Linked DNA regions of Homo sapiens: region 1 is linked to region 2. Evidence: chromatin loops called from intact Hi-C (ENCODE). Cell type or tissue: PC-3. All regions are shown on one strand.

Region 1 (8,000 bases), 820 kb before region 2:
TTTTGTAGCTCCAACCCCACATTTCCCCTCTGCATTGCCCTAGTAGAAGTTCTCCATAAGGACTCCATTCCTGCATCAGACTTCTGCCTAGACATCCAGGCATTTTCATACATCCTCTGAAATCTAGGCAGAGGTCCCCAAACCTCAACACTTGTCTTCTGCATACCCTCAGGCCCAACACGATGGGGAAGCCACAAAGGCTTGGGGCTTGCACCATCTGAAGCAAAGGCCCAATATGTACCTTGTCACCTTTTAGCCATGGCTGGAGATAGAGTGGCTGGGACATAGGGTGCCATGTCCTGAGGCTGCAAAGAGCAGTAGGGTCCTGGGTTTGGCCCATGAAACCATTTTTCCCTCCTAGGCTTCCAGGCCCGTGATGAGAGGGGCTGCTGTAAAGATCTCTGGAGATGCCCTGAATACATTTTTCCCATTGTCTCAGCAATTAACATTTGGCTTCTCAATACTTACACAAATTTCTGCAGCCAGCTTGAATTTCTTCCTCCAGAATTGTTTTTCTTCTACCACATGGTCAGGCTGTAAATTTTCCAAACCTTTATATCTGCTTCTCTTTTAAACATAAGCTCCAAATTCAAACCGTCTCTTGGTGAATGCATATAAATGCATGTTTTCAGAAAAAGCCAGGTCACCTCTTGAATGCTTTGCTGCTTAGATATTTCCTTTGCCAGATACCCAAATAATCTCTCTCAGGTTCAAAGTTCCACAGATCTCTAGGGCAGGGGCAAAATGCTGCCAGTCTGTTTGCTAAGGCATAGCAAGAGTGACCTTTGCTGCAGTTCCCAATAATTTCTCAATATCCATCTGAGACCATTTCAGCCTGGACTTCATTGTCCATATCACTATCAGCATTTTGGGCAAAACCATTCAACAAGACTGTAGGAAGTTCCAGACTTTCCCACCTCTTCCTGTCTTTTTCTAATCCCTCCAAACGGTTCAACCTTTGCCAGTTAGCTACTTCCGAAGTGGCTTCTACATTTTCAGGTCTCTTTATAGCAATACCTCCACTTCTGGTACCAATTGTCTGTATTAGCCTATTCTCACACTGCTATAAATAAATATCAGAGACTGGATAATTTATAAATAAAGGAGGTTTAATTGACTCACAGTTCCATATGGTTGGGGAGAAAACTCTGGAAACTTAACAATCATGCTGGAAAGCAAAGGAGAAGCAACCACCTTCTTCACAAGGTGGCAGGAGAAAGAGAGAGTGTGAGGGGTGAACTGTCACATTTTAAAACCATCAGCTCTCATGAGAACTCACTCACTATCATGAGAACAGCATGGCAGAAACTGCTCCCGTTATGCAATCACCTCCCACCAAGTCCCTTTCTCAACACATGGGGATTACAATTTGAGATGAGATTTGGGTGGTTAAACAGACCCAGGCCATATAACAGGAATATGTCCATTTCCTCTAGATTTTCTAGTTGGTGTACCTAATTGTCTCTGAGCACCTTTTGTATTTCTGTGTGATCAGTTATAATGTCATCTTTGTTATTTCTGCTTATTTGGATCTTTTTTTTCCTTTTTTTCTTTATTATTCCAGTAGGTGATCAATTAATCTTGTTTATTTTTTCAAAGACCCAACTTTTGGTAACCTTGATTCTTTGTATGGATTTTTGGTCTCAATTTAGTTCATTTCTGCTATAATTTTAGCAATTTATTTTCTTCTGTTTGCTTTGGGGTCCTTTTGTTCTTTCTTTTCTAGCCCCTCCAGGTGTGATAATTGATTGTTAATATGATATTTTTCTAAATTTTTGAGGTATTCATTTAGTGCTTTAAACTTTCTTCTCAAGTCTGCTTTTGCTGTATCCCAGGGATTTTGGTATGTTGTGTCTTTGTTATTCATTTCAGATAAGTTTTTGATTCTTGCCTTAATTTTGTGGTTTACCCAAAAGTCATTCAGGACCAACTCGTTTAATTTCCATGTAACTGTGTGGTTTTGAGAGATCTTCTTGATATTAATTTCTAATTTTATTTCACCTTAGTCCAAGAGTATGGTTGGTATGATTTTGATTTTTTTGAATTTATTGAGACTTGCTTTATGAGTATGTGGTTAGTTTTGGAGTATTTTCTGTGTGCAGATGAGAAGAATGTATATTCTGTGGTTGGTGGATAGAGTGTTCTGCAGATGTCTATTAGGTACAGTTGGTCAAGTGTCTAATTTATGTCCAGAAATTATTTGTTAATTTATTGCTAGATCTATCTAATGCTGTCAGTGCTGAAATCCTGTGCTATTACTGTGTGACTTGCTAATTCTTTTCTTGGGTCTAGAAGTACTTGTTTTATGAATCTAGGTACTCTCATGTTGAGTGTATGTATATTTTTGATAGTTAATTCCTCTTGTTGAATTTGAGCCCTTTATCTTTATGTAATGCACTTTTTTGTCATTTTTTACTGTTGTTATCTTAAAGTATGTTGTATCTACTATAAGAAGATAGACATCTGCATTTTTCTATAATTCTTTACTTTGAGCCCAGGATTGTCCTTACATATGAGTTGGTTCTCTTGAAGACAGCACAGAACGAGTCTTGTTATTTTAATCCAACTTGCCAGTCTATACCTTTCAAATGGGGAGTTTAGACCATTTACCTTCAAAGTTAACATTAATATGTGAAGTTTTGATCCTATTGTGAAGTCGTTAGCTAGTTGCTTTGTAGTTTCTATTTTGTGGTTACTATATAGGTACTGTGGTGGACTATGCATTTAAGTGTGTTTTTGGTGGTAGCAGGTATTGTTCATTTGCTTCTATGTTTAAAACTCCCATAAGGATCTCTTATAAGGCTGATCTTGTGGTAATGGATTGCCTTGGTGCTTGCTTATCTGGAAAAGATTTTATTTCTCCTTTGCTGATGAAGCTTAGTTTGGTGGGATGTTAAATTTTTGATTGCAATTTCTTTTCTTTAGAATGCTAATAAATGGTCCCTAGTCTTTTCTGGCTTCTAACGTTTCCGCTGTGAAGCCTGCTATTAGCCTGCCGTATGTGATCTGGTCTTTTTCTCTAGCTGCATTGAAAAATTTTTCTTGAATGTTGACCTTGGTGACTATATGCCTTGGTGATGTTTACTTTGTATAGTTTCTTGCAAGTGTTCTGTGGATTTTTTTCTATCTGGATGTCTATCTCTCTAGCAAGATTAGGGAAATTTTCATGAATTATCCCATCAATTATCTTGAATTCTTTCCTCAAATATCCAGTTTTCTTGGTTGTTTATTTTTTCCCTTCTCTCACAGGTATGCCAGTAATTTGTAGATTTAGCCACATTACATAATCCTATATTCCTCTAAGATTCTGTTGAATTTTTTGTTTATTTTTATCTGTGTTAGTTTGAAACTCTGGTGTTCAAGCTCTGAAGTTATTTCTTCTGCCTGATCCAATCTGTTGTTAAAGCTTTCAAGTGTGTTTTGAAATTTTTTAAGTTTCTCAATTTAAAAATCTCTGGTGATTTTAAGATTTTTATCTTTTTCTTCATTTTCTGGATTTCTTTAGAAGTTTCTTTGTGTTGATTTTCAAACTTTTCTTGGATCTCATTGAGCTTTTTTGCAATCTATGCTTTGAATTCTTTTCTGTTATTTATGAGTTTCCATGTTGGTTAGGGACCATTGCTGGATAACTAATGCCCTTCTTTGATGACGTTGTTGCATTTGGATTTTACATGGTGCCAGTATTATTGCACTGGTTCCTTCCTAAATATGTAATTATTATCATACTGGTAGAATCTTTTTTTACTTTTCCCCCTGTACTAATATCTCTGTATATATTTTTTCCCTTTCCCTTTCCATCCCTCCCTATGGGGTGTGACTGTAGAGAATGCTGAGTAGAATATTTTGGCTTTGCTTCTGCAGCCCTGTGCACTTCCGTCAGTAGGTTTTATATTGGGCTGTGCAGTTTGACCCATCAGCCAGCAGATGGCGCATATAGGTAAGAGCCGGCTTTGTCGCTGTAGATGGGTATATACTTTATTCTTGTTTACTGTGAGTAACCCTCTTTTGCCTCAAGCAATGGGCTGTTTCGTGGAATGCACAGTGGTCTGAGTTCCCTTCTCATCCTTAGGAGGGCAAGGCCCACGATGAGGGCCTAGACCTGGCAGGTCTGCCTACAAGTCCCCCGATGGCAGGCAAAATCACCAACACCAAGGGAGAATCCAAAGTAGCCACTAAGCCCCCAGAGGATTGTCTAAGAGTAGAGCTGGGAAGCCTTCTCAGCCCCAGGGTCTCTGCATAGGAATGGGGCAGCCTAAACTACTAATCTTTGAGATTGTTTCGGGTGCCTGGAGATCTTCCTGAGCGTCAAATGTTAAGTGGCCCTCTGCACCAAGATCTTTGCACAGGAGAGGTAGGCCACTCAGGCTGCTGGTCCAAGTGAACTAGTGCTCCGAATTCTTGGAGATCTGCCTGGGCATGAAGCAGAGAAGGCCTTCCTGCACCAAGATCTCTGCACGTGAAGGGTGGGTTAGCTCATCTTGCTGAACCAGGTGAACGTGTGTTCTGAATATCTGAAAACCTTCCTGGGTGTGGAGTGTAGAGAACTTCTCTGCACCAGGATCTCTGTACAGGAGAAATGTGGTGACTCAGGTTGCTGAACCAGGCAAGTAGGTTCTCTGAATGCCTGGAGATCTGCCTAGGTGTGGAGTGGAGAGAGCCCCACTACACAACGATCTATGCCCAGGAAGGGTGGGGCATCTCAGGCTGCTGAGCCAGGCAAACATTTGCTCTGAATGCCTGGGTGTGGACGGGCGAGGTCCTGACTGTCCCACAGTCTGTTTCCACGAGAAGTAGGGCATCTCAGACTGCTGATCCAGGCAAGAAGTTACTCCAAGTGCCTGGATTTCTGCTTGCAGGTGGACTAGAGAGGGCCCTGCTGCATCATTGTCTCAGGAGAGCAGGCTGGGGTGCCCTGCAGTGGCACACACAGACTGGTTGCAGGTTGCCTACCTGACGCTGGCTACAAGTGTCATTGCCCAGGAGAAACTACCACTGTAGCAGCTCTCCTGCCTCAGGCCTGTGACAGGGGAGAGCACAATTTCAGCACTTACATTTCCCGATGCGCTTTCCACAGGTCTGGCTGTGTAAGTCCCTACCCTGCTCCAGATTAGCACTCCAATCTCTGGCCCAAGACTGAAATGACTGAGCAGCCATGCTGCCGAGTCACCAAGAGATGTGTAATTGTGTATGTGCCTGAATTAAAAATGGTGTACTGCTCTTGATCCTGCGTCTGAGAAAATGTCTGCAGCTCTTCCAGGTGCCTTTTCCTCACAGTGTCTCCAAGCCTCTCTGCAAGTTAGCTCCAGGGCTTGAAAGAAACAACATGCTCTCCCTTGGCCTGAGTTGCTTGGATCCCCACTGGAAAAGTGAGTCACAGCCGGAGGGTCTCTGCCTGTCTCCTGGGCTTTACTCACTCGGCCAGACACTTACGGAGGCTGTTTACCCATGTTCTTCTCCCCATGACCTGGGGTTTCCTTCAAAAATCTAGTGGATTCCCATTTTCCTTTTTGACTTAAAGCTCACAAAGTTTATCTTTATGGACTATCACGCTATTTCCAATTAGCTGAGACATGCTAAAAGCCTCAAATCTATCATCTTGAAGGAAAACTACAATTTTAATAGTACTATTTATTATGAAAGAAAGAGACAAAGAAAGGTAGCAGTACAGTGTAGTAAAATAAAAATAATCTTTGAAATTTCAGATGTGGATTTGAATGTGAAATTAGACGTTTCTGAACACATCAACTTGAGAGGTTGTTGTATATTTATTCCACTTGTTCTACTACAAATGGGGGTATATTATATTATTAAGAGTGCCATAACATAATAGCACAGCCTGGGTAGCTTAAACAACTGAAATTTATTTTCTCATAAATCTGGAGGCTAAAAATCCAAGATTAAGGTGTCAGCAGGTTTAGTTTTCTCTGAGGCCTCCCTCTTTGACTTTTATATTGCCAACCTTTCCTTTTTTCCCCATATGGTTTATTTGTCTCTGTTGTCTGTGTCCTAATACCCTCTGCATAAGAAAAGGACACAAGTCATATTGGATTAGGGCCCGTGCTAATGACCCCATTTTAACTTAGTTACCTCTTCAAAGACCCTATCTCCAAATACAGCCACATCATTATATATTGGGCATTAGGGCTTCAACATTTGAATTTGGGAAACAATGCAACCCATACCTGAGAAAATGACATTTATCTCATATGATTTTTGTGATGAACACAGAATAGTGTGTTTATTCATTCCTAGTGTTGGAACGTTGTGTTATTTATAGCTTTGGGGATATGATCTATAAAGCAGTTAACAATATTTTTCGTACATATTTGGGTGGATTTGTGTTTTCATTTGTCTTGGATAACTTCCAATAAGCAAAAATGCCAGGTAGCATATTAAATTCATATTTAAATTAAGATACTGCTAAAGTGTTTCCAAAGTGTCTGTACCAGTTTGTATTCCCATCAGCAGCATTTGGAAGTTTAATTTGGTCTACTTCTTTGCCAGTACTTGATACCATTTTTTTTTAATGCTAGCCATTGTAGTGAATATGTAGTGACATATAATTTTGATTTTTGAATTTGCAATTATATGATAACTAGTGATGTTGGCTTTTTTTCATGTGATTATTGGCCATTTGCATAGCTTCTTTGGAAAAATGGTCAAATCTTTTGGGTTTTTTGGTGTGTGTTAATTGGGTTGTTTGTCTTTTATTATTAAATAATATTAGTTCCTTAGATGTCTGTATACAAGTCAATTAAAAGATACATGTTTGTGAAAAAGTTTCTCCCACTCTGCAGCTGGTCAATTTGTTTGGTTTTTGTAAATATGCCTTTTGAAGGACGAAAGATTATAAACCTAAGGTCTATTTTACCTTTTTTTTCTCTCTATACATAGGATTTATGTTGCCTAGTTTTAAAGTAAAAATAACTTTGCTTCACCAAATATCACAAATATTTATTCCTATTTTCTCCTGGAATTTTGATAGTTTTAGTTTTTACATTTAGGTAAAAGAAACTTTGAGTTAGATTTTTGTATATGGTTTGAAGAGACTCATTGTTGATTATTTTCTATTCAGTTATTCCATACAATTTATAGAAAACCTCTTTTCTGATTGAATTACTTAGAAAGCTTTATACATTTTTCCATCTATTTCTCCTACGTATATTATAAACATCATAAGATAGTGTTACTTTTTTTTAACAGCATATGCTTATCAGGAACTAAGATATTATTAATAGAGAAGAAAGTCAAACATATTATTTTCCATTTACTCAGATATTTTTTATTGTAAAACTCTTCTTTCTTTTCTGAGGAGTGGTTTCCATTTCACACATTTTTTTCTTCTTTTCTTAGATGCCTTCCTGCATTGTTTCCTACAGTTCAGGTCTGATGAAAATTGATTCTCTTACTTTTATCTGAAAATATCTATAAGAAATCCTCTTTCTTGAATGATATTTTAGGTGAATATAGGATTCTTTAATTACAGATTTTTTTTTTAAAAAAAAAAGAAAGCTGGAGATGTTCCACTCTCTTCCCTTCTTCATGAATTTTGATGAAAAGTTAGCAATTAAGCAGATTGTTGTTCCTGTATATCTAACATGTCATTTTTCATTTGTCACTTTCAATATTTGTTCTTTATCTCTGGCATTCAGCAGTCTGAATATGATGTTCCTGAGCTTGCGCTTCCTTCTGTTTATTATGGTTGGTATTTGCTCAATATCTTGGATTTAGAAATTTCCATATCTTGCCAAATTTGGAAAACATGTAGAGAATAGTATCTTCACCTTGTTTTTGCTCCATTTTTTAAAACTGTTTTCTTTGTGATACCCTAATTATGCAATGTCCAAGGACCATTTGCTATAATCTAACAGGTCTTTATTTTTTATATTTTTCCTGTTTGCTATTTACTTGGATCCTTAATATTAATCTATCTTCAATATACTTTCTCTTTATTCTGCCATTTTATTTGGCTATAAAATTTCATCTTTTTCCCCAGAAAC
Region 2 (8,000 bases):
CGGGCAGGGTGGGGGCGGGGGCGGGGGAAGATATGAAACCTAATATACCAGAAAAAAAGGAGGTGTGTATTTAGTATTCATGAGGATAAATGGATAAAGTAACCTAAGGAGACCACAGATCGAAAACAGAAGTGAGCTCAAGACATAATTCTAAAGTAGCTACTGTTTAGAGGGAAGAGAAAAACAACTACAAATATGTTTGCTTGTTTTTAAAAACAGAATTGACATATATTCAGTAGGTAAGCAGACTGCTGAAGAAAATAGTCTACTATGTCGGTTGCTGCAAAAGATCAAATAAAAAGATGAATGAAAAAGTCACTGAATGTGACAAAAGATTGCTGGTGAAAGCACAGGCAGAAAAGAGATGACAATGAGTGGGTAAAATCTTGAGAAAATAAATGAAATTATTTATATCATTGTTATAACATAATTTAGTAAAAATCATTTGTATAGCATACATAATTGAATGGGGATGATCTGGCTAAAAGCAATTTTTAACTGTGAATTGAAATTTAGTAAGGTGATTCAGTTTTTGCCAATATAAGAAAAGAGCCTCTTCCGAAATCCCCAAATCCCATCAGAAAATAGTTTTCATTAGTAGTTTGTAATGAACTAATCTGCAAAATCCTCTGAATACTTTGTAAAGTTTGTCTTTAATCACTAAATGTAAACTAAACAACAAATGAACATATTTGGCCATATTATTAATTATCTTAATGTTTAATTATGATATCCAATTAACTATTTTGGCTGAAAGACATCACTGACAAACATGAGAAGTTAATAGTGCAATATATTTATTTATATAGACTGGTAAATCTTGTAAGGTAGATTTTATCTGATTTGCATTTTCTAGAACTGAAAATCACATTTATTGAAGAGTATAGATGCTCTAATATGAACTTTACACCTTTTTCACTCTTCTAAGTTGAATTATGGGAAATACCTATTCAAAGTTAATTAGTTTCATGTCATTTAAGAAGTTAAGTTATATTATTTCTACCTGCTATTTTAAAATCAAACATTTTAAGAGGTGGTAATGAAATTAAATATTAAGGAAACAGTAAGATCTGGAAAAAAAACAAACCATTTGAACAAATAGGGAAGGTATATATTACTAATTGCTGGCTTTAACCTGAGGATATTTTCAACTTTTTCTTTTCTGAAAGAAATTCCCTATGACATATACTGATCAAGTTTTCAACAATTCCAAAAGGAATTTCTCTGTCTTCAAATTCTGTAAACTTTCATCATCATATGACACTGCTCATGTTGCCACTTTGTAAAAAATGTCTTTATTAGTATTGTTTCCGTGTCTTAATTTGTTTCTTATCCCTCTGCCTTTTGCTACTTAAAAAACATTTTTATTAAATTTGATAAATAATAAAACGAATGTATTTAAGTGTACGATTTAATGTGTGCATGTGTGTGCCTGTGTGTGTGCATGTGTGTGTGTGTGTTAATGTGGAATTAAATAATTTGTGCCCAGAGGGTTAGCAGTTGTGGTTTTCAAAATATGTGGATAAATATTTACATGATTCTCCCTACAAGAAGAGAATCTTAAATTCATTATCCTCAGTGTAGGCTGAGATAGCTTCGAAATAATAAAATGTGGTAGAAGTGATGGCATGTTACTTTCCAGAATCATTTATAAAAAGACTGAGCTACACCTTTGGTTTCTTCTGTTTCTTTCTAGAGATTTTTGTTTCTCTAGACAAATTTAATTCTAGATAAATTGTAGATAATTTTATCAGGTTGAGGAAGTTATTTTCTATGTTTGCTGACAGTTTTTTTTATAAAATTAGAAATGAATTTTAAACATTGTCAAATAATTTTATTCATTTTTGAGATGATTCTGTGGTTAGTCCTCTGTAGTCTAATATAGGAAAAGATATTGACTGATTTTTCAATGTTTGAATAATGGAATTCCTGGAAGATATTCCATTTAGTAATGTGGGTTATCCTTTCTATATGTATTTCTATTTGCTTTGCTAAAATTTTGTTATATAAATGTTGGTCAGTAATTACATTTCTTTGTAATATCTTTTAGGATTTCTGTTTGTTTTATTGTTGTACTGATTTTGATATTGGGGTAACACTAGCCTTGTAGAATTCGTTGGGAAGTATTTTCTCCTTTTCAATTTTCTGGAAGGGATTGTGTGGAACAGATGTTATATCCTCCTTAAGTGCTTGCTAGAATTCACCAGTGAGGACATCTGGTCCTTAAGTTTTATTTATTCTGGGATGTTTTACATTTAATATAATTTGTTATTATATATGCAACTATTCAGGTTACCTATTTCTTTCTTCCTTTATTCTCCTTCTCCTCTTTTTGTTAGCCAAACTAAAATCCTTATTTGGAATTCATGTGACCATCAATTTCCTTTGTTCTGTTCCAGTAGCAGTCCAGAGTATTATTTGCCACATCTGCTTAATCTCCTCCAATCTCTGCCAGTTTCTTAGTCTTTCCTTGTTTCACAGGACCTTGACACTTCTAAACAGTACTGCTCAGGCATTTTGTAGAATGCTCCACAGTGTGAGTTTACCTGATGTTTTTTCATGAATAGATTGAGGCTATGGATTTTGGAGAAAAATATCATAAAGGTACAGTGCCTTTCTCATCACATCATGACATCACATCACGACATCACATCACATCACATCACATCACATCACATCACATCATCACATCACATCACCTCACATCAAATTGTACAGGCATCAAAATGACATTGCTAGTGGTATTAACCCCTGACCACTTGGGTTAAAGTGGTATCTGCCTGTTTTATCTACTGTGAAGTTAAGCATCTTTATTTTTCTATACTTTATTTGTTAGAAGTGACTCATTAAGTCTAATCACATACTCAAGAGGTTGTGAATTAAAGTCTCCTTCCTGGGAAGAGGAACATCAAGAAATATGTGGATATATATGGCCGGGCACGGTGGCTCATGCCTGTAATCCCAGCAATTTGGGAGGCCAAGGCGGGCAGATCACCTGAGGTCGGGAGTTCAAGACCAGCCTGACCAACATGGAGAAACCCCGTCCCTACTAAAAATACAAAATTAGCCGGGCGTGGTGGCAGGCCCCTGTAATCCCAGCTACTAGGGAGGCTGAGGCAGGAGAATCGCTTGAACCTGGGAGGCAGAGGTTGCAATCAGACAAGATCGCACCATTGCACTCCAGCCTGGGCAACAAGAGTGAAACTCCATCTCAAAAAAAAAAAAAAAAAGAAAGAAAAGAAATATGTGGATATATGTGAACCACCATAGTAATTAACATATAGAAGAAATTCCACCCTGTTTAATAAAGGAATGAGAAATATCCCTGCCCCTCTGTGAATCTTAGAATTTATTTCAACCAATCCTTTTGGAGAGTTCTGTGCTGGCCTCAAGTCATTTTTTCACATTCATGTACTGGGCATTTAGCTGAAGACTCAAGGCTGACACCCTGCGGTTCCATGGTCCTTGCATTCTGTGAAGTCCTCTCCCATCCAGTTCTCCGCCCCGTGAACTCCAGCCTCCTTTCCCCCGGCCCTGAAATCTCAGCTCCATTGCAGTGCACAGGACTCTTCCTGAGTTTCTTCTCCCTGCACTATGGCCTGTAAATTATCTCCAGGAAATAGCCTGGGCAGTAAAGGGGCTTACCTTATTTATTTTCTACATCTCAAGCATCACTATCCTTCATTGCCTGGTGTCTGACATAGTGAAAACCATTATTTCATGTATTTTTTTCTGATTTTTATTTTTTCCCGATCGAGTGGATAATTCTGTCTCTGTTACTACATCTTAGTTAGAAACAAAAGTCTTTGCCCCACTTTTATTTCTTTCATTGCCTATCTAATTCATAAAATCAGAAAGCCTATATCCTTTACCTACAGTTGACAGATTGTTTAATAGCCAAAGTAGATTTCACCCTTCTTGAATTGATCTCTTTTCTTGATTTTTTAATATCTGAGGAAATATTTATTAAGGTTAACATCTAGGAATCTCAAGTTTAAAAAATCCTAGGGCTGCCCCCTTTTTTTAAAAAAAAATCTCTCTGAGCATCACTTTTTTATATTTAAAAATAATGGATAAATAAATAATACAGACATCACAGTTATGTTCTGAAGACTAAATCTGAAAAGCATTAAATGCAACTAGCACAGTGATTATTAGCACATAGTAGAAGTTAAATGGCCTACTATAATTTCCATCTTCGTGAGCAGCAATATTGCCTGAATTACCATCATCATTCCAAATATCTTTGTTCTTTATTGTAACTACTTTGTGTATTTTGCCTTCCTCCTTTCATTTAAACAGGGTCTTCCCAAATTATCCTTCTATTTGTCTTATCTTTATAATCTTTATTCTTTTGTTGATATTTCGTTCCATTGTTTTAATCATGTCTGTGCTGTTGATAATTGCCAACCTCGCTTCCAGCTATTATCTCTTCCCAGAGATCCTCTCCCATGACTGTGACTTTATTCTGCCTAACTTCAACTGTCTTTCACAGGTGAAATTCAACACGTTTCTCAACACCAGTGGCCCCACTCACCTCAAGCTGCTTTCTCTTACCATTTGTATACAATTCGCTTATTCTCCATTCTTTTATGTCCTACAGATCAAAACACTAGGATTAACTATGATCATTTCTCTTTTTTCCTTAAATGTAATTCTTTATATTCATTACCACTACCCTATCCTATTTCACACTTAATTTTACTTGATTAGAGAATTATAACACTCTTCAAATTAATTTAATAATCTCTATACACTTTATTCTTTTGACCATTTTGAAAACATTTTTTTCTTCCTATATGAGTGTCAAACAATATACCAAACTAAAAATAAATTTAAGTAAGGTGCTTGTATAAACTAAAATGATGGTCTCAAATTTAGGAGTTAGTGCCACTGAATGATAGGATTATTTTTTAATCCACATAAAGACCTTTGAAAAATAAATGAGTTGGAAAGGTGGCTCACATGATTCATTCTGTATACTTTTCAAAATGTGATGATTGACTTTGTATGCCATCCCGACTGGGCTAAGAAATGCCCAGATAGTCTTTCTAGTTGTGTCTGTGAAGGTGTTTCTGAAAGACATTAGGATTTGAATCAGTACACTAAGTATAGAAGATCATTTTCATCCAAGTGAATTGACATCATCCAATCCAGTGAAGGTCAGAATAGAACAAAAATACAGAGAAAGGACAAATTCACTCTATTTCAGCTGTGACATCCATCTTCTTCTGCCCTCACACACCAGTGCTCCTGGTTCTTAGACTTTGTACTCAGGACTTACACCATTGCCACGCCTTGCCCTAGGTTCTCAGCCCTTCAGCTCAGCCTGAATTATGCTGCCAGGTTTCCTGGTTCTCCAGGTTGAAGACTGCAGACAATGGGACTTCTCGACTTCCATAAATTCACGAGCCAATTTCTACAATAAATCCATACATCTAGATCTACATCTAAATAGATCCTATTGGTTCTGTTTCTCTGGAGAACCCTAATACACAAAATTAAACTTTCTTGCTCATATACTTACTAAAAAAACTTTCTGTTGCTGTCTTTCCTTTTAAGTGAAATCTAACCTTTTTTTTTTTTTTTTTTTTTTTTTTTGAGATGTAGTCTCACTCTGCTGCCAGGTTGGAGTGCAGTGGCGCAATCTCGGCTCACTGCAACCTCTCCCTCCCGGATTCAAGTGATTCTCGTGCCTCAGCCTCCCCTAAGATTAGATTTAACCTATTCAACTTGACGTTCAGGTTATTTGCAATATGCCCATCATATTTTCAGCCTGCATATCCCAGTACTTCTTTAGGTACGTAAGCTATTTTCTTTCTAATAAACCGCTATTGCTCAAAACTTCTCCATACACTCCACACCTCCCCTTTTTGCTCGCTTCTTCTTTTATTTCCTTATTTGAAGTATCCACCCCAAGTTTTTCCCTCTGAAATTTCTGCTTGTTAAACTCTATCACTCCCTCCATGAAGCTCTTCCTGGTATTTTATCCATATTAATCTATTTTTTCTCTAATCTTCCTCACTGCATTTTTAAATGTCTTTTGTAGTATTTATGGCATTTTAACTTTTATTATCTGCATTATATGTATTCATTTTATTTTATTTTATAATCAGTTTATGCTGGATTATAAACTCCTTGGGAGTGTTTGCTATTATTTATTAGCTACGTATTTTAAAACAAGCTATGTTGTACTTAATGCACATGCAAATATTTATTGATTTACATTTGATTTTTAATGTCAGGTTTACAATATAATATTTTTTTCCAATATAAAAACTTACCTGAAAGTTCATTCCCATAAATATTTTGGTTTTGGCAATTATGCTGTGTGTAATATATAATGTGGATTTTTCCCCCAAAGTAAGGGTATTTTAAAATCACAATGAAGGCTCCAGTGCAAGTATCATTACTGACTTCCCTCAGATGTAGGAGTTGTGATAAGAGGTTTGCTACAAAAATTTCAACTTAAGCTGAACTGCCAGGAGGCAGAAGAAGAACACAAGTTCTCTTCAAAGCTAAGAAGTGACTCAAATTTGTAATGCTTCTTAGAATTCATCTCTCTGTTAAAAATGCCCTGTTAAGCAACAAGTTTTATCCCATTAGCATATTAAATAATGAATACAACTCATGATTTGGTATGTGTTCAAATGTATACACAACTTGTGCACACACTGCAATTTTTTGAATCCCACAAAATAAAATACAAACTTTACTTTTTGTTAATATACAATTTAATAAGAAACACTTTTCACAATTATTTATAAATAACACAATTACATAGCTATCATAGATATAAGGAATGTTCAAAAATACTTTAATAAATTAAATGTGAAGCTCTTCACATATATGTACAAATTTCCTTCAAGTTCCTATACAGCATCAATTTAACCATAAGCAAAATGTAATTCTTAGTTGCTCTTATTTATTTTTATGTTCTATATATAATCTATTAAATTTATTATTATTTGGTTTTTCTTCATGCCTTGGTCTGTTTCTAACAAAGATGTTATTTTGTAAGTCATGGGTACATATATGTTGATTTGAGTGTTTCTTGCAGGAAATCATCTGAGTACTTACACGATTGCTTGAGTGAGAACACAAGATCCCATAAAAACAAAGAATGAATTCAGTGTATTTTCTTCAGTCAGCATCTCTCCTAAGATTAGATTTATGCAGTTCTATTTCCAGTTTAATAGCTATTTTGGTCATGAGAATGGACAGATACTGTGTCTTCATCAGTCCCCAATACGATTTATGTGATGAGACTTTGGTACAGGAATGTTAATGTTTTATATATTTCTGACAGTAGTAATGTACCATTCTATTTTGACCTTTCCAATATGATACAGATCGATTATCTGGGTACTTTATTTCTTCCTTTGTCTACTACTGTAAAAGTCTATTAAGAAAAAGGGCAAAATCAATCAAAATTTCTAATGCGTTAGATAACAATCCCTCAGTTTTGTCGAGTTAAAGTAGACATAGTTTCACTGTTTAAATACATCCATAAATATGTTCCTGTCAGCATAAGCCTTCTATTATTTTTAATATAGTATATATATTTTTCTTCTGAATTATAATTTTATGTAATATCTAATCTCATGCATTTCATTGCCAGCTACAAATTTCATAAACAGAAACAAAGAAAGAAATTCATGATGTTTAGCTTCTAGATTCTAGACATTCGGGTGTGTGTGTGTGTGTGTGTGTGTGTGTGTGTGTGTGTGTTTGACAAAATAGAAAATTTCCTCTAGATATGATGGACAAGGTAGCAAGGTACTTTGAGAAATCAAATCTAGATGACTTTTCGAAGTAATCAAAAGTTTCTGCACACACTTGAAAGGTGGCTAGAATTAATATTTGAATGCATAATTTTAAATTATCTATTAATGATAATGCAGACAATGAGGAAAGAATAATCTAAGTCTTTTATCATTCCAAAAGTCAACCTATTACTTCATGGTTTAAACTGACTGACTTTTATTTGCTCCATACAA

What was found. Hi-C counts contacts between places; a loop is a spot of excess contacts. Peaks named below come from ENCODE experiments on the same cell type or tissue, not always from the same donor. Only the 100,000 strongest peaks of a DNase experiment are listed, where the experiment ranks them.
Region 1: a loop joins it to region 2, with 17 times the contacts of the local background. A loop is called at or near these places in 2 of 110 quality-filtered maps.

The regions. Positions count from the first base shown.
Region 1 is chr7:119,266,220-119,274,219 of GRCh38, forward strand. No RefSeq gene overlaps it. Among named protein-coding and RNA genes, the nearest start is that of LINC02476, 640 kb to the right of the region's middle. In PC-3, a CTCF peak has its summit at 3,919 (motif pointing right); DNase peaks (open chromatin) are centred at 3,932 and 4,642; H3K27ac peaks cover 1,210 bases.
Region 2 is chr7:120,086,686-120,094,685 of GRCh38, forward strand. No RefSeq gene overlaps it. Among named protein-coding and RNA genes, the nearest start is that of KCND2, 180 kb to the right of the region's middle. In PC-3, a CTCF peak has its summit at 3,439; a DNase peak (open chromatin) is centred at 3,466.